Linked DNA regions of Homo sapiens: regions 2 and 3 are each linked to region 1. A link is an interaction called in ENCODE POLR2A ChIA-PET data of the cell type or tissue named here. Cell type or tissue: HepG2. All regions are shown on one strand. Links, peaks and the distances in the headings refer to the core of each region. The heading gives the core; the rest is flanking DNA.

The links. Peaks named below come from ENCODE experiments on the same cell type or tissue, not always from the same donor. Only the 100,000 strongest peaks of a DNase experiment are listed, where the experiment ranks them.
Region 2: POLR2A ChIA-PET joins it to region 1 with 6 read pairs; 2 of 35 experiments call an interaction of 5 or more read pairs at or near these places.
Region 3: POLR2A ChIA-PET joins it to region 1 with 5 read pairs; 1 of 35 experiments calls an interaction of 5 or more read pairs at or near these places.

What each region holds. Positions count from the first base shown.
Region 1 is chr16:10,449,147-10,457,409 of GRCh38, forward strand. It overlaps ATF7IP2 (activating transcription factor 7 interacting protein 2), which reads left to right. Exons shown (of 14, transcript NM_001393719.1): 9 at 8,226-8,263. It overlaps LOC107984877 (a long non-coding RNA gene), which reads right to left and starts at 5,956. Exons shown (of 2, transcript XR_007064983.1): 1 at 1-5,956. In HepG2, for the core only: no CTCF peak of the experiment used is centred there; a DNase peak (open chromatin) is centred at 3,745.
Region 2 is chr16:10,516,498-10,523,128 of GRCh38, forward strand. The region is part of intron 1 of LINC01290 (long intergenic non-protein coding RNA 1290); the gene reads right to left. Among named protein-coding and RNA genes, the nearest start is that of LINC01290, 8.4 kb to the right of the region's middle. In HepG2, for the core only: a CTCF peak has its summit at 5,375 (motif pointing right); DNase peaks (open chromatin) are centred at 4,164 and 5,384.
Region 3 is chr16:10,363,662-10,371,924 of GRCh38, forward strand. No RefSeq gene overlaps it. Among named protein-coding and RNA genes, the nearest start is that of ATF7IP2, 18 kb to the right of the region's middle. In HepG2, for the core only: a CTCF peak has its summit at 5,583 (motif pointing right); DNase peaks (open chromatin) are centred at 4,160 and 5,570.

The DNA.
Region 1 (8,263 bases), core at 1,531-6,530:
CCTAGGTATGAAGCCAACTTGACCGTGGTGGATAAGCTTTTTGATGTGCTGCTGGTTTCAGTTTGCCAGTATTTTATTGAGGATTTTCGCATTGATGTTCATCAGGGATATTGGCCTGAAATTTTCTTTTGTTGTGTCTCTGTGAGGTTTTGGTATCAGGATGACGCTGGACTCATAAAATGAATTAGGGAGGATTCCCTCTTTTTCTATTCTTTGGAATGGTTTCAGAAGGAACAGTACCAGCTCCTCTTTGTACCTCTGGTAGGATTTGGCTGTGAATCCATCTGGTCCTGGACTTTTGGTTGGTAGACTATTAATTACTGCCTCAATTTCAGAACTCGTTATTGGTCTTTTCAGGAATTCGATTTCTTCCTGCTTTAGACTTGGGAGGGTGTATGTGTCCAGGAATTTATACATTTCTTCTAGATTTTCTAGTTTATTTGCATAGAGGTGTTCATATTATTCTCTGATGGTAGTCTGTATTTCTGTGGGATCAGTGGTGATATCCCCTTTATGATTTTTTATTGTGTCTATTTGATTCTTCTGTCTTTTCTTCTTTATTAGTCAGGCTAGCGGTCTATTTTGTTGGATCTTTTTTAAGAAAACCAGCTCCTGGATTCATTGATTTTTTTGTTTGTTTGTTTGTTTTTAAGGGTTTTTCATGTCTCTATCTCCTTCAGTTCTGCTCTGATCTTAGAGTTATTTCTTGTCTTCTGCTAGCTTTTGAATTTGTTTGCTCATGCTTCTCTACTTCTTTTAATTTTGATGTTAGGGTGTCGATTTTAGATCTTTCCCGCTTGTGGGCATTTAGTGCTATAAATTTCCCTCTAAACACTGTTTTAAATGTGTCCCAGGGATTCTGATACATTGTGTCTTTGGTCCCATTGGTTTCAAAGAACATCTTTATTTCTGCCTTAATTTTGTTATTTATCCATTAGTCATTCAGGAGCAGGTTGTTCAGTTTCCATGTAGTTGTGTGGTTTTGAGTGAGTTTCTTAATACTGAGTTCTAATTTTATTGCACTGTGGTCTGAGAGACTGTTAGGATTCCCATTCTTGTGCATTTGCTAAGGAGTGTTTTAATTCCAGTTATGTGGTCAATTTTAGAATAAGTATGATGAGGTGCTGAGAAGAATGTATATTCTATTGATTTGGGGTGGAGAGTTCTGTAGATGTCTATTAGGTCCACTTGGTCCAGAGTTGAGTTCTAGTCCTGAGTATCCTTGCTAATTTTCTGTCTCGTTGATCTGTCTGATATTGACAGTGCGTTGTTAAAGTCTCCCACTATTACTGTCTGAGAGTCTTAAGTCTCTTTGTAGGTCTTTAAGAACTTGCTTTATGAATCTGGGTGTTCCTGCATTGGGTGCATATATATTTATGATAGTTCTTCTTGTTTCATTGATCCCTTTACCATTAGGTAATGCCTTTCTTTGTCTCTTTTGATCATTGTTGGTTTAAAGTCTGTTTTATCAGAGACTAGGATTGCAACCCCTGCTTTTTTTTTTGTTTTCCATTTGCTTGGTAGATCTTCCTCCATCCCTTTATTTTGAGCCTGTGTGTGTCTTTGCATGTGAGATGGATCTCCTGAATACAGCACACCAATGGGTCTTGACTCTTTATCCAGTTTGCCAGTCTGTGTCTTTTAATTGGGGCATTTAGCCCATTTACATTTAAGGTTAATATTGTTATGTGTGAATTTGATCCTGTCATTATGATGCTAGCTGGTTATTTTGCCGGTTAGTTGATGCAGTTTCTTCACAGTGTCAATGGTCTTTACAATTTGGTATGTTTTTGCAGTGGCTGGTACTGGTTGTTCCTTTCCATGTTTAGTGCTTCTTTCAGGAGCTCTTGTAAGGCAGGCCTGGTGGTGACAAAATGTCTCAGCATTGGCTTGTCTGTAAAGGATTTTATTTCTCCTTCACTTATGAAGCTTAGTTTGGCTGGATATGAAATTTTGGGTTGAAAATTCTTTTCTTTAAAAATGTTGAATATTGGCCCCCACTCTCTTCTGGCTTGTAGGGTTTCTGCAGAGAGAGCTGCTGTTAGTCTGATGGGCTTCCCTTTGTGGGTAACCTTACCTTTCTCTCTGGCTGCCCTTAACATTTTTTCTTTCATTTCAACCTTGGTGAATCTGACGATTATGTGTCTTAGGGTTGCTCTTCTCCAGGAGTATCTTTGTGGTGGTCTCTGTATTTCCTGAATTTGAATGTTGGCCTGTCTTGCTAGGTTGGGGAAGTTCTCCTGGATAATATCCTGAAGAGTGTTTTCTAACTTGGTTCCCTTCTCCCTGTCACTTTCGGGTACAACAATCAAACATAGGTGTGGTCTTTTCACATAGTCCCATATTTCTTGGAGGCTGTGTTCGTTCCTTTTCAAAAATTCTTTTTTCTCTAATCTTGTCTTCTCACTTTATTTCATTAAGTTGATCTTCAATCTCTGATATCCTTTCTTCCGCTTGATCAGTTCAGCTGTTAATACTTGTGTATGCTTCATGAAGTTCTCATACCGTGTTTTTCAGCTCCATCAGGTCATTTATATTCTTCTCTAAACTGGTTATTCTACTTAGCTATTTATCTAACCTTTTTTCAAAGCTCTTAGCTTCCTTGCATTGAGTTAGAAGATGCTCCTTTAGGCTGGGTACACTGGCTCACACCTGTAATCCCAGCACTTTGAGAGGTCGAGATGGACACAAGGTCAAAAGTTCAAGACCACCCTAGCCAACATAGTGAAACCCCATCTCTACTAAAAATACAAAAAAGTAGCTGGGCGTGGTGGTGCACGCCTGTAGTCCCAGCTACTCAGGAGGCTATGCAGGAGAATCGCTTGAACCCGGGAGGCAGAGGTTGCAGTGAGTCGAGATCGCTCCACTGCACTCCAGCCTGGGCGACAAGAGCAAAACTCCGTCCCAAAAAAAAAAAGTGCTCCTTTAGCTCATTGGAGTTTGTTATTACCCACCTTCTGAAGCCTACTTCTGTCAACTTGTCACCCTCATTCTCCGTCCAGTTTTGGTCTGTTGCTGGCAAGTAGTTGTGATCCTTTGGAGGAGAAGAGGCGTTCTTGTTTTTGGAATTTTCAGCCTTTTTGGGCTGGTTTCTCCCCATCTTTGTGGATTTATCTACCTTTGGTCTTTGATGTTGGTGACCTTCGGATGGGGTCTCTGAGTGGACGTCCTTTTTGTTGATGTTGATGCTATTCCTTTCTGTTTGTTACTCTTCTGTCAGGCCCCTGTGGTGCAGGTCTGCTTGAGGTCCACTCCCGACCTTGTTTGCCTGGGTATCACCAGCAGAGGCTGCAGAACAGCAACGATTGCTGCCTGTTCCTTCCTCTGGAAGCTTCATCCCAGAGGGGCACTGACAGATGCCAGCCAGAGCTCTCTTGTATGAGGTGTCTGTTGGCCCCTACTGGGAGGTGTCTCCCAGTCAGGATACACGGGGGTCAGGGACCCACTTGAGGAGCCAGTCTGACATTTAGCAGAGCTCAAATGCTGTGCTGGGAGATCCACTGATCTGCTGCTCTCTTCAGAGTCCTGTCCGGCAGGGACATTTAAGTCTACTGAAGCCCTCAGGTGCTCTGTCCCAGGGAGATGGGGGGTTTATCTATAAGCCCCTGCTGCCTTTTTTTCAGAGATGCCCTGTCCAGAGAGGAGGAATCTAGAGAGGCAGTCTGGCCACAGTGGCCTTGCCGAGCTGCAGTGGGCTCGGCCCAGTTCAAACTTCCCAGTGGCTTTGTTTGCACTGTGAGGGGGAAACCGCCTACTCAAGCCTCAGCAATGGTCAATGCCCCTCCCCTCACCAAGCTTGACCATCCCAGGTCAACCTCAGACTGCTGTGCTGGCAGCGAGAATTTCAAGCCAGTGGATCTTAGCTAGCTGGGCTCCGTGTGGGTGGGACCTGCCGAGCCAGAACACTTGGCTCCCTGGCTTCAGCCCCCTTTGCAGGAAGAGTGAACGGTTCTCTCTCACTGGCATTCTAGGCACCACTAGGGTATGGAAAAGAAAAACTCCTGCACCTAACTCAGTGTCTGCCCTAACAGCCACCCAGCTTTGTGCTTGAAACCCAGGGCCGTGGTAGCATAGGCACCGGAGGGAATCTCCTGGTCTGTGGGTTGTGAAGACTGTGGGAAAAATGCAGTATCTGGGCTGGAGTGTACCGTTCCTCACGGCATAGTCCATCATGGCTTCCCTTGGGTAGGGAAGAGAATTCCTTGACCCGTTGTGCTTCCCTGGTGAGAGCCCCACCATGCTTTAGCTCGCTGTCTGTGGCTACACCCACTGTCCAACTAGTCCCAATGAGATGAACCAGGTACCTCAGTTAGAAATGCAGAAATCACCTGCCTTCTGCATCAATCTTACTGGGAGCTGCAGACCGGAGCTGTTCCTATTCAGCCATCTTGCCAGCAATCCGAAATAATTTTATAGTGAATACTTGTATACTCAGCACTTAGATTCTGAAAACTGAGCAAGGAGCTTTCTTTGTTTATTTATTTTTTTGAGATGGAGTTTCAGTCTTGTTGCCCAGGCTGGAGTGCAGTGGCACAATCTCAGCTCATCGCAACCTCCATCTCCTGGGTTCAAGCAATTCTCCTACCTCAGCCTCCCGAGTAGCTGGGATTACAGTCATGCGCCACCACACCTGGCTAATTTTGTATTTTTAGTAGAGACAGGGTTTCTCCATGTTGGTCAGGCTGGTCTTGAACTCCCGACCTCATGTGATCCGCCTGCCCTGACCCCAGGTGATCCACCCGCCTTGGCCTCCCAAAGTCCTGGGATTACAGGCATGAGCCACTACGCCTGGCCCACAGCTTTCTTCGTAAGAAGGCTTTTACTTGAAAATCCAATTCTTTCGTAGGTACAGAGCCATTCAGTTTTTTTTTTTTTTCCATCTTTTATCAGTTTTGCAAGTTATCTTTGTAAGGAATTTATCCATGTTATCTAAATTATTGAATTCACTGTCATAAAGTTATCAGTAAAATTCACTTGTCCTAGGCTGGGCGCGGTGGCTCACACCTGTAATCCCAGCACTTTGGGAGGCTGAGGCGGGCAGATCACAAGGTCAGAAGTTCGAGACCAGCCTTGCTAACACGGTGAAACCCCGTCTCAACTAAAAATACAAAAAATTAGCCGGGCATGGTGACAGGTGCCTGTAATCCCAGCTACTTGGAAGGCTGAGGCAGGAGAATCGCTTGAACCTGGGAGGCGGAGGTTGCAGTGAGCCAAGATTGTGCCACTGTACTCCAGCCCAGTGACAGTGTGAGACTCCATCTCAAAAAAAAAAAAAAAAAAAAAAAAAAAAAATTCACTTGTCCTTTTAATGTTTGGGGTTCTACAGTGTATCACTGTACTTTGTTTCTGATGTGGGTTAATCTGTATATTTATTATTTTTCCTTCTTGATCAACCAGATTTTGTTATTTCTATCATTTGTTTTCTTTATTTTGATTCCTGTTTTTCTTTATTGTCTTTCTTTTACTGACTTTAGTTATAATTTGTTCTTTTTCCAGGTTCTTAAGAGACCTTTTCTAACATTAAACATTTAAAGCTGAATTTCCTTCTAAGTATCACTTATTCTAAGCATCTTCTTAGTGGTTAGATTATGTACTTCTTAATGCAAATATTATAATCTTTGATACATCATATCTTTGTTTTCCATCAGTTCAAAATGATTTATAATGTTCCTTGTATTCTTTGACATATGAATTATTTGGAAGTGTGTGTTTAATTTCAAAATATTTGTGACTTCTAGGTATTTTATTTTTATAATACCTGATTTCATTTGGTCAGAGAACATACTATGTAAAACTTAAATTTTGAAAGTTAAACTTATTTTATAGTCCAGCATATTATTTTACTTGACGAATGTTCCATGTACAGAATGTTGGTTGTAATGTTCTGTAAATGTCATGTTTGAGTTAATTGTGCCAAGATGGTTGATAGTGTTTTTTCGACCTTCTACAGCTATGGTAGATGGAAAAAATGGTCCCTGCAAGATGTCCATGACCTAATTCCCAGAACTTGTGAATATGTTACCTTACATGGTGAAAAGAGTCTTTGTAGGTATTATTAAATTAAGTACCTTGAGATGATGGGTAGTTAATCCTGGATTATCTGTGTGGGCTCATTTTAATCAAAAGGGTTCTTACAAAAAAAGTGGCAAGAAGGTCAAAGGCAGAAAAAGGAAATGGGACAATGGAAGCAGAGGCTGGAATGAAGTACACTGAAGATGGAGGAGGGCCTCAAGTCCAGAAACGCAGGCAGCCTCCAGAAGGAAGGCCAGTACCTTGATTTTAGCTTAGTAAAACTGATTTCCAACTTTTGGCTTCTAAAGCTGTGATAAAATAAGTCATGCAGTTTGTGGTAATTTGTTAAGGTAACTTCAGGAAATTCACAAAGAATTTGGTACCAGGAAGTGTGGGGTGCTGCTGTAACCAATACCTAAAAATGTGAAAGTGGCTTTTGAGTAGGGTAATGCATAGAGACTAGAGGAGTTTTGAGGAGCATGCTTTATAAAAAGCCTAGATTACCTTGAACAGACTCTTAGTAGAAATTTGGAAGTTAAAGACTGCCCGTGGAGGTTAAAAGGAAATGAGCACAGTGGAGAAAACCTACCATGGACTTAATACCTAGATCTTCATAAACAAACTTTTGATAGAAATATAGACATTAAAAGCATTGTTGGTGAGGACTTGAAAGGAAATGAGGATACATGTTATTGGAAACAGGAGGAAAGGGGATTTGTGTTACGTAGTGGCAGGAAGTTTAGTTGCATTGTATCCTACATTATATGGAAAACAACTTGTAAACTATGAATTTGGATTTTGTTTGACTTATGAGATTTTATTTCTTTTTTTATTTTTTGGAGTCAAAGTCTGGCTCTGTTGCCCAGGCTGGAGTGCAGTGACACAATCTCGGCTCACTGCAACATCCGCCTCCTGGGTTCAATCAATTCTCGTGCCTTAGCCTCCTGAGTAGCTGGGATTACCGGGGTGTATGAGGTTTCTAAGCAAAGTGTTGAAGGTTTGGCCTGATTTCCTCTTGCTTCTTTTCACAATGTGAGAAAAAAAAAGAGAAAAATTGAAGAAGAAACAAACTGTTTAGCAGAAAGGAACCAGGACTTAATGATTTAGGCAATTCTCAGCCTGACCAGATTGCAGAAGACTCTAAGAGGCTCACTATCAGAAGAGTATGCCCCGGAGAGAAAGTCAAGATTTTGGCTGGACACCCTTTTGCTAGTGCCTTGGAAGGATCAAATGTCTCAGTATCCAGTCACAGGGAGGGCTCTTTGAAAACACTAAGCATAGGACTCCCTTTCAGCAGGAAGTTCCCCTGTTTAGGTTTAGTGTGTAGATCCTGGCCTCTTCTTTTAAGCTGCAGTTTCAATGACAGTTTACTTTTCAGAGCTCTTACAGTGCCATACTGCTTAGCTTCATTCTTCTGGCTCCACTGGGTCTCCCATTTAGCCCCTGCCGGTGCCACCTCAATCCCCAGTGCCATTGGGTGGGAAATTCAGGAAAAGTTGGCCTATGGTCACTACCACTGCAATGGATTGGGCCTGCCATTGCCCCAGATGTCAGATGAGCACCCAACTGATAGTGCTGCTGTGGTGAATTGGGCCCCCTAATCCTACCAGTATGGAATTGGGGGGTTAGCCACCACTGCTACAGGTTTGGGGCAACAGATGGGTGCCCAGCTTCCATGGCACCTAGTGCATTTTTGTTCATGCTGTCCTTGATCCTTTTGAATTAATGTACATATATATTTACATATATATAAAATGCTGCAAGTTCTCAACCAAAGCTGAGAACACTGAATGTTTCAGCTTCAAGTTTTAAATAAACTCAACAATTGGAAGAGCAAGTTAGCAATCTGAGTTATTTCTAGTCTTTATTAAAAGTATAACAAAAGTAAAATTTTCTTAAATATAGTGTTTATTAGTTCCTAAAAGTTAGTCTAATAGGAATAAAGTGTTGTCTAAGTACCTGAACATTTGTTTTTCCTTCTTTCCATCCAAGCTAGGAAGTTGATGTATACCATCATTTTTATTTCTTCGGAGTTTTTAAAAATTCATTTTGGCAGGCAAATCACAATCATGGTCATCAGCCATCGAAATACATGTGATTTAACTTATGTTTTGCCATATGTATGCAAGAATACTTTGAAAATGCTAATTTTGTTTGGAAGGATACAATTGGTAAAATTCCCTTCAACTGCTTTTTTCTCACCTATTTAATAGGTTGCAAATTCAGAGGCTATGATTTTGGATAAGAATCT
Region 2 (6,631 bases), core at 1,632-6,631, 67 kb after region 1:
TAAAAATACAAAATTAGCTGGGGGTGTTGGCACCTGCCTGTAATCCCAGCTACTCAGGAGGCTGAGGCAGGAGAATCACTTGAACCTGGGAGGTGGAGGTTGCAGTGAGCCGAGATCACGCCATTGCACTCCAGCCTGGGCAAAAAGAGTGAAATTCTGTCTCAAAAATAAATAAATAAAATAAAAATGTGTGGCGCCCCCACCCTTGCTCCTGCCCTGGCCATGTGACATGCCTCCTTCCCCTTTGCCTTCCACCATGACTGTAAGCTTCCTGAGGCCTCCCCAGAAGCTGAGCACATGTCAGCATCATGCTTCCCATAAAGCCTGAAGAACCATGAGCCAATTAAACCTCCTTTTTTTTTTTTTTTTTTTTTTTTTGAGACAGAGTCTCTCTCTGTTGCCCAGGCTAGAGTGCAGTGGAGCAATGATGGCTCACTGCAACCTCCGCCTCCTGAGTTGAAGAGATTCTCCTACCTCAGCCTGCCGAGTAGCTGGGACTACAGGTGCCTGCCACCATACCTGGCTAGTTTTTGTATTTTTAGTAGAGACAGGGTTTCACCATATTGGTCAGGCTGGTCTCAAACTTCTGATCTTGTGATCTGCCTGCCTCAGCCTCCCAAAGTGGTGGGATTACAGGCGTCAGCCACCGTGCCCGGCCTTAAACCTCTTTTCTTTATAAATTACCCAGTCTCAGATGTTTCTTTTTTTCTTCTTTTTTTTTTTTATTTTGAGACAGAGTCAGCCTCTGTCACCCAGGGTGGAGTGCAGTGGTGTGATCTTGGCTCACTGCAACCCCCGCCTCCTGGGTTCAAACAATTCTCCTGTCTCAGCCTCCCAAGTAGCTGCGACTACAGGCGCCTGCCACCACACCTAGCTAATTTTTGTATTTTTGGTAGAGACGGGGTTTTGCCGTGTTGGCCAGGCTGGTCTTGAACTCCTGACCTTAAGTGATCCGCCCGCCTTGGCTTCGCAAAGTGCTGGGATTACACGTGTGAGCCACCGCGCCTGGCCTGTTATTATATTTTCAAGACACCTCTCAGGGCCACTGTGTTTATTGTGCTTAGAGAGGGAAAGAAGAGAACTGACAGGTAAGGAGGAAGCTCCGATGCTCTGGGTCATAACCACCTCCTAAACTGAGCTAATTGGCCTAGTTTACGGAATCAAGCATCCCACAAAGTATTCCCAATTGCAATCGCCAACGTCCCTCAATCCAAATCCCTGGAGAGCCTGTCAAAATGGCAGATCCCAGGGCCCCAGCCCTTGAGGTTCTGACTCAGCAAGTCTGGTGCGCAGCCCAGGAATCTGCAATCTCAAGATGTTCCCCATGGATTCTAAGGCAGAGCATCCATAAACCATTCTTTAAGCAACTATTTTCCCAGCCAGCAAATTATAAAGACTTTTTTCAAGTACAACGAGACAGAAAGCCAAGTGAAACTTAAAATTAGTTGACCTGCTGGCTAAATCTGCTAAGTGGGCACTTGCCCCATATCACCCTCTGGCTCTCTGCTTCCTCTGCCAGGGAACGAGCTCAGCAGATGAGGCTGGAGCATAGAGGGCGGAGTCGCCTGTCCTTTAGCAGGTGCTCTGGTTACTGGGTCAACTCACACATGGGGCAGGGAGGCGGAGCCTGCAAGTCCCACCTTGCCATTGAGTGGAGGCAACTGTTTTTTGTGTGTGAATATTCTTGTTTTGTTTTGTTTTGTTTTGTTTTGTTTTGTTTTGTTTTGAGACAGAGTCACTGTGTCACCCAGGCTGGAGTGCAGTGGTGCAATCTCGGCTCACTGCAAACTCTGCCTCCTGGTTTCAAGGGATTCTCCTGCCTCAGCCTCCGAGTAGCTGGGATTACAGGCGCCTGCCACCATATCTGGCTAATTTTTGTGTTTTTAGTAGAGATGGGGTTTCACCATCTTGGCCAGGCTGGTCTCGAACTCCTGACCTCTGGTGATTTGCCCGCCTCAGCCTCCCAAAGTGCCAGGATTACAGGTGTGAGCCACCATGCCTGGCCTGGAGGCAACTCTTGAGGTTGGGATGTCTGCAGTTCAGACTGAAGGCTCCTAATCCTGCTTGGAACTCCCAGCAACCTGCCTCACGTTCATCCCATAGGAAAACCTACAGGATAAGCCAGCAGCTGCTCCACGTGCTGACTGCACACCTTCCTGCTCTTCCCCGACTCCTCTCGTCTCCCGATGACAAGATCAGCCACCGCCTGCTCTAGATGACCCTTCTGATTCAGTCCTGCTGTTTGCAGCCTCCCCACTTTAGCGGCTTCAGCACTTCTCTAACCATGTTTCAGGTGACACTGTCTTTTTCTTTTCCTTCCTTCCTCCCTTCCTTCCTACCTCTCTTCCTCCCTCCCTCCCTCTCTTCCTTCCTCCCTTTCTTCCTTCCTTCCTCTCTTCATCCCTCCTTCCCTCCCTCCCTCCCTCTCTTCTTTCCTTCCATTTCTCCCTCCCTCCCTTGATTCCTCTCTCCCTCCCTCCCCCTTCCTTCCTTCCTCCTTCCCTCCCTCCCTCCCTTCCTTCCTTGAGATAGAGTCCCATTCTGTTGTCCAGTCTGGATGGAGTTCAGCGGCATGGTCTCAGCTCACTGCAGCCTCAAACTCCTGGGCTCAAGGGATCCCCTTGCCTCAGCCTTCTGAGTAGCTGGAACTACAAGTGCACACCACCACACTCAGCCAATTTTAAAACTTTTGTAGAGATGGGGCCTCCCTATGTTGCCCAGGCTGGTCTCGAACTCCTGGCCTCAAGCAACCCTCCCACCTCAGCCTCCCAAAGGCTCCCCTCGCTTCCCTCCCCTCCATTCCCTCCCTTCCCCTCCCCTCCCTCCTCTCCCTCCCCCTCCCCTCCCTCCTCTCCCTCCCCCCCTCCCCCTCCCCTCCCTCCTCTCCCTCCCCCTCCCCTCCCCTCCCTTCCCCTCCCTTCCCGTTCCCCTTCCCCTTCCCCTCCCTCCCCTCCCCTCCCTTACCTTCCCTTCCCCTTCCCCTCTCTTCCCTTCCCCTCTCTTCCCTTCCCCTTCCCCTTTCTTCCTTTCCCCTTCCCCTCCCCTCCCCTCCCTTCCCCTCCCCTCCCCTCCCTTCTCTTCCCCTTCCTTCCCCTTCTCTCCCCCTTCCTTCCCCTTCCTTCCTCTTCCTTCCCCTTCCTTCCCCTTCTCTTCCCCTTCTCTTCCCCTTCCTTCCCCTCCCCTCCCCTCCTCTCCCTTCTCTTCCCCTTCCTTCTCCTGCCCTCCCCTCCCTTCCCTTCCCTTCTCTTCCCCTCCCTTGTCCTCCCCTCCCCTCCCTTCCCCTTCCCTTCCCCCCCTTTTTTTTTTTGTTTTTTTCAGATGGAGTCTCACTCTGTCACCCAAGCTGGAGTGTAATGCCATGATCTCAGCTCACTGCAACCTCCGCCTCCCGGGTTAAAATGATTCCCCTGCCTCAGCCTCCAAGTAGCTGGGACTATAGGCACACGCCACCATGCCTGGCTAATTTTTTTGTATTTTTAGTAGAGACAGGGTTTTACCATGTCAGTTAGGCTGGTCTCATACTCCTGACCTCAAGTGATCTGCCTGCCTTGGCTCCCAAAGTGCTGGGATTGCAGGCCACCGCACCCAGCCTCCTTTCCTTTCTGAGACAGTGTCTTCCTCTCTTGCTGGAGTGCAGTGGCACAGTCACAGCTCACTTCAGCCTCAATCTCCTGGGCTCAAGCGATCCTCCCACCTCAGCCTGCTGAGTAGTTGGGGCGACAAGTGTGCCACCTCACCTAGCTAATTTTTAAAATTTTTTGTAGAGACAAGGTCACACTACATTGCCCAAGCTGGTCTTGAACTCCTGAGCTCAGGTAATCCTCCTACCTCAGTCCCGCAAAGTGCCAGGCTTACAAGCATAAGCCACCACATCTGGCTTGCCATCATTTCTTTCTGGATAGGACAATGGCAGACCACAGCAATTGAACTTCCCTTCCTGGCCAAAAAAATAAAAAATAAGCATAAAAAATCTGTGCTTTAAAGTAACCCTGTGCCAAGGTGAAGTAACACCTCTCTTCTCTTACATGTGTTCAAGACCCTGGTGAAATTAACTATTGTCCTTCTACAAACACAGAGAAGCCGTTTCTTCCTGGTTCCTCTGGTCTGTTTGTTTTAGCTGATGACAAATATTGAGCAAATGTGCCGTTTCAGCTTTGGGATGGGGAACATCCCGTGCTGTTCTCCTGTGTGTTCAGAGAGACAACAAGGGCCCTGGTGGGGGAGACTGTCATTGGCTTTCCTTCCAAATGGGTGTGAGCTACTCTAGGCCAACCACCTTCGCTGGCAATTTCCAACAGCCCCCAAGTAGCCCCACCATCATGGTTGCCAATCACCGTATTTCCTGGTGTATATAGGACCCAACAGCAGTGGCTCTCCCTTGGAGGCAATTTTGTCCCTACCCCTTGTAGAGGGCATTTGGCAATGTCTGGAGACATCTTTGGTTGTCACAGCAGTGGTGGGGGGTGGGGTGCACTGTTGACATCTAGTGGGTAGAGGCCAGGGATGCTGCCACACATCCTACAGTGTACGGGACAGTCCCCACCAATAATTCTGCAGCCCAAATGTCAATTGTACTGATGCTGCAAAACTCTGCCCTACAGGTATACAATATGGAGTTCTTACAAGAAAAACTTTACAAAGAAAGAAACTTTTGAAAGAAAACACTCACAGAGACTTTTCATAATACACCTATTTAAAATGAGTTCAAGGCTGGGTGCGGTAGCTCATGCCTGTAATCCCAGCACTTTGGGAGTCTGAGACAGGGGCATCACTTGAGCCCAGAAGTTCAAGACCAGCCTGGGCAACATGGCGAAATCCTGTCTCTACAAAAAATACAAAAATTAGCCCGGCGTCGTGGCATGTGCCTGTGATCCTCCCACCTACTCGGGAGCTGAGGTGGGAGGATCATTTGAGCCCAGGAGGCAAAGGTTGCAGTGAGCTGAGATCTCACTACTGCACTCCAGCTTGGGTGACAGAGCAGGACCCTGTCTCAAAAATAAATAATTAATGAATGAATAAAGAGTTCATAATAGGTTTGTACTGAAAATATATTCTTTTTCTCATGCAAGTATAGTCAATTCTACACTGACATTCCGTTGCAAACTGTAAATCTGTCTCAATGTAGTAATATACTACTAACAAAAGCACAAAAATCACATGGCTAATCCCATGGCTATATATTAATAAATTGAGATAAATGAAAGTAGGTACATAGCCATGTTCTAGCAGTAACAGATTTAATTCTAAATTAATCAGGATTTGTACACATCAGCTTTTATCAACTGCGTTGGGTTTGGCTAAGTTGGATGTGCAATTGGTATCTTTGCTTCAATGTTTTATTGCTATACCGTGTTGTCACATGCCACCACTAGGGGGTGGTAGTAGTACCCGCTCTTCCACTTTCTGGACGCTTGGCTTCCCCTGGCCATGAAGCAAATGCATTGGAAGCAGGAAATTTTTGAGATACATGTTTTGAGGGAGGAGTAGAGATTCATTCCACATCTTGACATGTAAAACACTTTGGGTCTGGGCGTGGTGGCTCATGCCTGTAATCCCAACATTTTGGGAGGCTGAGATGGGCAGATCATTTCAGGTCAGGTGTTTGAAACCACCCTGGCCAACATGGTGAAACCCCGTTTCTACTAAAAATACAAAAATTAGCTGGGGGTGGGTTGGGTGTGGTGGCTCACGCCTGTAATCTCAGCACTTTGGGAGGCCGAGGCAGCCAGATCATGAGGTCAGGAGTTCGAGACCAGCCTGACCAACTTTGTGAAACCCTGTCTCTACTAAAAATATGAAAATTAGCTGGAAGTGGTGGGGGGTGCCTATAATCTCAGCTACTCAGGAGGCTGAGGCAGGAGAATCGCTTGAACCTGGGAGGCAGAGGTTGCAGTGAGCCGAGATCACGCTGCTGCACTCCAGCCTAGGCGACAGTAAGACTCTGTCTCAAAAAAAAAAAAAAAAAAAAAAAAATTAGCTGGAGGTGATGGCACATGCCTGTAATCCCAGCTACTCAGGAGACTCAGGCAGGAGAATTGCTTGAACCTGGGAGGTGAAGGTTGCAATTAGCCAAGATCATGCCACTGCACTCCAGCCTGAGCGACAGAGTGAGGCTCCGTCTCAAAAAAAAAAAAAAACAGGAAACAAACTTTGCGAGACCAAGGTGGAAGATCGCTTGAGCCCAGGAATTCCAGATTGCCTGGGAAACATAGCAAGACCCTATCTCTACAAAAATAAAAATAAAAAATTAGCCTGGTGTGGTGGTGCACGCCCATGGTCCCTGCTACTTGGGAGGCTTAGATGGGAAGATTGCTTGAGCCCAGGAGGTTGAAGCTGCAGTGAGCTATGATTTTGTCACCGCACTCCAGCTTGGGTGACAGAGTGAGACCTTGTCTCAAAAAAAAAAAAAAAAAAAAGCTAAGTATGTAACAACAGTGCAGACTGTACATAATATAGCAAAGAATATGTAGGTGTGATATGGATGAATATAGTTTGAAATTAGCTGTGGGTAGACAGGGAACTGGGCTTCTGATAGGATTTAGTAGACATTTGATATTTTGTTTGCCCAACATCTGAACTTCCTTCCTACGTTGGGGAATTCCTTTCCTTCTGAGTCTTGGTGGGTTGCAGA
Region 3 (8,263 bases), core at 1,826-6,825, 85 kb before region 1:
CAGTCCCCCAAAGTCTTACCTCATTCTAGTATTAGCCCAAAAGTGTGACTCCAAAGTCTCATCAGAGACAAGGCAAGTCCCTTCTGCCTAGGAGCCTGTAAAATACAAAGCAAGTTAGTTATTTCCAAGATGCAATGGGGGTACAGGCATTCGTTAATTGTTCCCATTCCAAATGGGAGAAATTGGCCAAAATAAAAGGGCTGCAGGCCCCATGAAAGTCTAAAACCCAAGAGGGCAGTCATTTTCTTGTCTGGAGACATGAGCACTAGAGAAAATGGAATCAGTGTACTCAAGTTAAAAGCTAAGTTCTTGCTCACATACACAGAAAACAAAGGAAATTAACAGGATTATGTTTTCTTTTCTTTTTATTTTTTTTTGAGATGGAGTTTTTTGCTCTTGTCGCCCAGGCTGGAGTGCAAAAGCATGATCTCAGCTCACTGCAACCTTCACCTCCCAGATTCAAGGAGTAGCTGGGATTACAGGTGCCCATGACCATGCCTGACTAATTTTTGTATTTTTAGTAGAGACGGGATTTCACCATGTTGGCCAGGCTGGTCTCGAACTCCTGACCTCATGATCTGCCCGTCTCAGCCTCCCAAAGTGCTGGGATTACAGGAGTGAGCCACCAAGCCTGGTCTGAGGATTATAAAGTTTTCTATACAAGACTAATTTAACAATTTAATCTGTTAGAGATTGTATTCCTTTTTTTTTTTTTTTTTTTTTTTTTTAAGATAGAGTTTCAACCTTGTTGCCCAGGCTAGAGTGCAGTGGCGTGATCTCAGCTCACCGCAACCTCCACCTCCTGGGTTCAAGCAATTCTCCTGCCTCAGCTTCCTGAGCAGCTGGGATCACAGGCGTGTGCCACAACACCCGGCTAATTTTTGTATTTTTAGTAAAGATGGGGTTTCTCCATGTTGGTCAGGCTGGTCTCCCAACTCCTGACCTCAGGTGATCTGCCCGCCTCAGCTTCCCAAAGTGTTGGGATTACAGGCATGAGCCACCGCCCCTGGCCACTACAGTTTGTAATCTTGACCTTAGGGTTTGTTTTCTTACAGCTGGTGTTCATTTCCTTTCCAATTTATTTATTTATTGAGATGGAGTTTCTCTATTGTCACCCAGTCTGGAGTGTGATGGCATGATCTCGGCTCACTGCAAGCTCTGCCTTCCGGGTTCAAGCAATGCTCCTGCCTCAGCCTCCCAAGTAGCTGGGATTACAGGTGCCAACCACCACATCCAGCTAATTTTTGTATTTTTAGTAGAGATGGGATTTCACCATGTTGGCCAGGCTGGTCTCAAACTCCTGACCTCAGGTGATCTGCCTGCCACGGCCTCCCAAAGTGCTGGGATTACAGGCATAAGCCACTGCACCCGACAGCTTGTTTGTTTGTTTATTTATTTAAATTCTTATTTTTTGTTTAGAGATAGGTCTTGCAGGCCAGGCACAGTGTGATCTCAGCACTTTGGGAGGCCAACGTGGGCGAATCACAAGGTCAAGAGTTTGAGACCAGCTTGGCCGACATGGTGAAACCCATCTCTGCTAAAAATACAAAAATTAGCCAGCTGTTGTGGCGTGTGTCTGTGATCCCAGCTTCTCGGGAGGCTGAGGCAGGAGAATTGTTTGAACCTGGTTGGTGGAGGTTGTGGTAAGCTGAGATCATGCCACTGCACTCCAGCCTGGGCAACAGAGCAAGACTATCTCAGGAAAAAAAAAAGGGATGAGTCTTGCTCTGTCACCCAGACTAGAGTACAGTGGCTTGATCATAGCTCACTGCAGCCTCAAACTTCTAGGGTCAAGCGATCCTCCCACCTCAGCCTCCCAAGTATCTAGGACCACAGGCATGTGCCACTATAAGTGTCGAATTAAAAAAAAAAAACATTTTGTAGGACAAGGACAAGGTCTTGCTATGTTGCCAGGCTGATCTTGAACTCCATGCTTCAAGGAATTCTTGCTCTCAACCTCCCAAAATGCTGGGATTACAGGCATGAGCCACCATACCTGGCCCTACATACGTTTGTTTCATGTAAAAAATATTTTATTATGTAAGAGTCAAATTATGTATTTTCTTTTCTGAATTAGTTATCCATTGCTATGCAACAACCCCAAAACTTCAAACAAAAACCACTTAGCGTCTCACAGTTTCTGTGTATCAGGAATGCAGGTACAGCTTAGGTGGGTGCTTCTCAAGATTGTGCAGGGGGTTCCAGTCGAGCTGTCAACTGTAGTCAGCTCAAGACAATTGGCCAGGCACAATGGCTCGCTCCTGTAATCCCAGCACTTTTGGAGGCCAAGGTGGCCATATCACCTGAGGTCAGGAGTTCGAAACCAGCTGGCCAACATGGTGAAACCCTGTCTCTACTAAAAATACAAAAAATTAGCCGGGCGTAGTGGCGGGCGCCTGTAGTCCCAGCTACTTGGGAGGCTGAGGCAGGAGAATGGCGTGAACCCGGGAGGCGGAGCTTGCAGTGAGCCGAGATCCCGCCACTGCACTCCAGCCTGGGCAACAAAGCGAGACTCCGTCTCAAAAAAAAAAAAAAAAAAAAAAAAAAAAAAAAAAATTAGCTGGGCGTGGTGGCACATGCCTGTAATCGCAGCTACTGGGGAGGCTAAGGCAGAAGCATCACTTGAACCCGGGAGGTGGAGGCTGCATTGAGCCATGATTGCGCCACTGCATTCCAACCTGGGTGACAGAGCAAGACTCTGCCTGAAAATAAATAAATAAATAAACAAACAAACAAATAAATAAATAAATAAAAAGACTCTACTGCGCCTGAGGATCCACTTCCAAGCTCACTCACATGGTTGTTGGGCAGCAATTTCTCATGGTGAGCCTTTTTATAGGAAGGCTTACAGGTTTCCAAGAGAACCAGGGAAGGTTCCCAAGACAGAAGTCACAGACTTGCTGTAACCTAATCTCAGAAATGACATCTGATCATTCCTGCCATATTCTATTTGTTAAAAGCAGTTCAAGGCTGGGTGCGGTGGCTCACACCTGTAATCCCAGCCCTTTGGGAGGCCAAGGCAGGCAGATCACCTGAGGTCAGGAGTTTGAGACCAGCCTGACCAATATGGAGAAACCGTCTCTCTGCTAAAAACAAAATGGCCGGCTAATGCCTGTAATCTCAGCTACTCAGGAGGCTAAGGCAGGAGAATCAATTGAACCTTGGAGGCGGAGGTTGCGGTGAGCCGAGATTGCAACATTGCACTCCAGCCTGGGCAACAAGAGCGAAACTCCATCTCAAAAAAAAAAAAAAAAAAAAGGCAGTTCAAGTTCAACCCATACTCAGTAAGAGGGGAATTAAAAAGGTATGACTCCCAAGTGGGGATCACTGGGAGTCATCTTAGAAGCTATGGACGTTACCCCCAAAGTCTTCAAGTAAAGTTAACCTTTCATAAAAATGAAATGTGTTTGTGGTTTGGCTAGGAATTTCCCTTGACCTGGCACTGCATATTACTGCATATTCCTACATATTCCAGTTTGAGAAGCCCAGTTTATGCCACATGAGTAAAAAAGCCATCTCGACATCCAATATTTATTCTGGCAGAGACTAAGAAACTGAGCAATAGGCTGGGAGCGGTGGCTCACGCCTGTAATCCCAGCACTTTGGGAGGCCGAGGCGGGCGGATCACGAGGTCAGGAGATTGAGACCCTCCTGGCTAACATGGTGAAACCCCGTCTCTACTAAAAATACAAAAAATTAGCTGGGCATGGTGGCGGGCGCCTGTAGACCCAGCTACTCAGGAGGCTGAAGCAGGAGAATGGCGTAAACCTGGGAGGCAGAGCTTGCAGTGAGCCGAGATCGTGCCACTGCACTCCAGCTTGGGGGACAAAGCGAGACTCCATCTCAAAAAAAAAAAAGAAAGAAAGAAAGAAACTGAGCAATAGTTCTAAATGCTGGCTGCATATTAGATCTAGCTGAAGAGCTTCTAAAAAAAATGCTGGCTGGTCACTGTAGCTCACGCCTGTAATTCCAACAGTTTGGGAGGCCAAGAAGAGAGGATTACTTGAGGCCAGGAGTTTGAGATCAGCCTAAGCAACATAGCAAGACTCCATCTCTACAAAAAATAAAAATTAGCTGAGGGTGGTGGCATGTGCCTATAGTCCCAGCTACTCATGAAGCTGAGGCCAGAAGATCAGAAGATCACTTCAGCCAAGGAGGTTGAAGCTACAATGAGCTATGATTGCACAACTGCATTCCAGCCTGGGTCACAGAGCAAGGCCCTGTCGCAAACAAACAAAAAAAAAATTAAATTAAAAAATAAATAAAAATCCCAGCTGGGTGCAGTGGCTCATGCTCATAATCCCAGCACCTTAGGAGGCCAAGGAAGGAGGATTGCTTGAGGCCAGGAGTTTAAGACCAGCCTGGACAGTGCCGTGTGACCTCATCTCTAAAAATTCCCAATACGCAGATCCCCACCCGGACCAATAAAATCTGAATATCTAGTATATAGAACAGATTAGGTGATTACAAATAACTGAACAGCTTTGTTGAGGTATAACTGACATACATTAAACTGGATTTGGTGATCTTTTATTTTTGTTTTTGCTTTTCTTGAATTGTGTAATTTTAATCTGCAGTCTGAATAGAAAGCCTCTGATCTTGAAGCAGAAAAAGACAAGTTATCCTATTATTATTATGATTTGTCTTTCATTCCATCCATATGATAACAGAATCCTGGAGAAGTGATAAAAGGTGGAAAGAAGATAAAGGGAAATGGAAACAACAAGGAAAAGAACAAAATCTATTTGAGGTGTAATCATAATATAATAGAGGGAGTTAAACAGTGCTTCTCAAACTATCTTCAGTGAAAGATCAGTTGGGTTTTTTCCCCCAACCCTTTGCAAACACACTACTTTTGTAAAATACAATAACATTTTCTTAGCAATGTTAAATTGCTACTTAGATGCCAAACTCTTATTGTCCCTTTCTGTACTTGTCTCAAAGCAAACCAGTAACAAAGCAAACCAGATTGGTGCAAGTCTGCAGACCTCACACTGACTAACACTATCTATCCAATCACTGGCTCAATTATTACTTGGTCCTTACTTCAGTGTTGACAAAAAGACTCTTAAGATGTGTCTGACACCAGTTTACGTAGCTTAAGGTTACAGGTTAATAGTTATCTCATGAGACATCACAACTTCTCAGGTACAGCTTCTAGGTGATTTTACCATATGGGGAATGTTTAATTGCACGAGATAGGGTTGAAGAAGATGCAGACTTACTTTCAATTCAGGAAGGTTTCCCCCCTTCCATTACTTACTTTTTACCCCTAAAAAGCAGTTTTCATTGAAATATGATATTTTATTGGTTAGCTTTTGCCCCATGTAACAAGCCAGCCCAAAACTTACTGGTTTGAAACTACAAACATGTATTAGCTCAAAGTTAGTCAGGCTAGCAATCTGGGAAGGACTCAGCTATGTTGAGCATGGGCTTAATTATTTATTCTTCGTTGCACATGTTCAAATACCAGGACACTTGACTGGGCAGGGTGAAATGGCTGGGATAATTGAAGCTTCTCTCCGCATGATCTCTCTTTCTCCAGCAAGCTAGCCTGGACTTGTCCACATGGTGGCAGAACTCCCAAGAGTGGCAAGAGAGAACAAGTCCCACTGCAGAAGCATCTTTCAGGGACCTGCTACATTGTTACCACCTGAGTGGGTTCTTGCCCACTGCCCATAGAGCCAACACTGAGACAGCAGTTGTTGCTGTAAAGAAAGAGTTTAATTATTGTGAGACAACTGAGTGGGAGAACAAGAGATATTTCTCAAAGCCACCTCCCTGAGAATTCAGAGGTTAGGATATTTTTGTTTTTTGTTGTTCTTTTTTTTGTTTGTTTGTTTTTGTTTTTGTTTTTGTTTTTTGAGATGGAGTCTTGCTCCTTTGCCCATGCTGGAGTGCAGTGGTACAATCTTGGTTCATTGCAATCTCTGCCTCCTGGATTCAAGTGATTCTCCCACCTCAGCCTCCCAAGTAGCTGGATTACAGGTGCCCATCACCATGCCCAGCTAATTTTGTATTTTTAGTAGAGACAGGATTTCACCATGTGGGCCAGACTGGTCTCAAACTTGTAATCTCAAGTGATCCACCCACCTTGGCCTCCCAAAGTTCTAGGATTACAGGCATGAGCCACTGAACCCAGCCAGTGGCTAGGATTTTTTAAAGGATAGTTTGGTGGGCAGGTGTGTTAGTCCATTTACACACTGCTATAAAGAACTGCTCAAGACTGGGTAATTTATAAAGAAAAGAGGTTTAATTGACTTGCAGTTCCACATGGCTGGGGAGGCCTTAGAACATACAATTATAACAGAAGGAAAAGCAGGCATGTCTTACATGGCAGCAGGCAAGAGAGTATGTAAGAGCACAGGAAAAACAACCATTTATAAAACCATCAGATCTCATGAGAATTCACTCACTAATACGAGAACAGCATGGAGGAACCACCCCCATAATCTAATCACTTCCCTCCCTTGACACGTGGGAATTACAATTCGAGGTGAGATTTGCATGGGAACACAGAGCCAAACCATATCAGCAGGGGTCCAGAGAATGGGTTCTGCTGATTGATTAGGGATGAAATCATAGCAGTGTCTAAGCTGTCTTCATGAGCTGAGTCAGTCCTTGCAAAATAGGGGAGTCACACGACCAGTCAAGTCAGTTCCTTGGCTGGGGACATGGGCCACTGACCCACATGGTGTCAGCTGGTCCTCTTGCAGGTAAAGCCTGAAAAATATCCCAAAGACCAGTCTTAAGTTTTACAGTAGTGTTTGTGACTGCCAGTTACTATGGAAAGCAAGCTGAGAAACAATGGCAGGTTATCATTTAACTATGCCAGTAGCTTAGTAGAAAAGTTTGTGGGAGGTGAGATTTCTGGTGGTCAAAGCCACCTGGCAGCTCCCTTGACAAGTCTAACATCTGGAAGCCATCTAGGAGGTCTGCGTGATTTAAGAATTGTTGTTTAATAAAAAAGAAAGTTCATTAACCTTTTGGTCAGCCTGCCTTGGGGCTAGGACAGGAAGATAATCAATTATTAGTGACTACCACTTATTGAAATGACTATGTGCAGGCAATCATGAATGGAGGAGGAAAAGGTCAGAGAGAAGGGAAAATATCTTTTTCATTTATTTGAGACAGGGTCTTGCTCAAGTCCAGACTGGAGTGCAGTGATGAGATCATAGCTCACTGCAGCCACAACCTCCAAGGTTTCAGTGATTCTCCCGCCTCAGCCTCCTGAGTAGCCGGGACTACAGCCATGTACCACTAATATTTTTTCCCTTTTTTTGTAGAAATGGGGTCTCATTGTTGCCTAGGCTGGTCTCAAAATCCTGGGCTCAAATGACCCTCCCTCCTCAGCCTCCCGAAGTGCCGGCATTACAAGCGTGAGCCACTGTGCCTGACCAAATTTTTAATATATTTTTGTAGAGAGAGAGTCTCACTATGTTGCCCAGGCTGGTCTTCAGTTCTTGGCCTCAAACTATCCTCTTGCCTCAGCCTTCCAAAGTGCTGAAATTACAGGTGTGAGCCACAATGTCTGGCCCATATTCTGGTTATACCCTATTATTGATGGGCATTTGGGACACGTTCAGTTTCGGGTTATTACACATAGTGCTGCTATGCACATTCTGGTATATGTCATTTGGTTATACACACATAGGCATTTCTGTTGTTACAAACTTAGGAGTAGAATGGCTGGGCACAGTGGCTCACGCCCGTAATCCCAACACTTTGGGAGGCCAAGGCGGGCAGATCACAAGGTCAGGAGTTTGAGACCAGCCTGGCCAATATGGTGAAACCCCATCTCTACTAAAAATCCAAAACAAAATTAGCCGGGCATGGTGGCGGGCACCTGTAGTTCCAGCTACTCAAGAGGCTGAAGCAGGAGAATCGCTTGAACCCAGGAGGTTGCAGTGAGCTGAGATCGTGCCACTGCTCTCCAGCCTGGGTGACAGAACGAGACTCCATCTCAAAAACAACAACAACAACAACAACAAAACAAAACAAAACAAAAACTAGGAGTAGAATTGGTGGGGCATGAGGCATTGCTGTATTCAAATTTAGTAGATATTGTCAAAGTTTTGACAATACAAACTGTACAATACACCTGGACTTTGTACAATTGGTACAAAGTCAAATTGTACCAATTGCACTCATATCAGCAGCACATGAGAGTCCTTGGTGTTGCATATTCTCTCCAACACTTGATATTTTTGACCTTGTCATTTTAGCCTATCTAGTAGGTATGTAGTGGATCACACTATGGTTG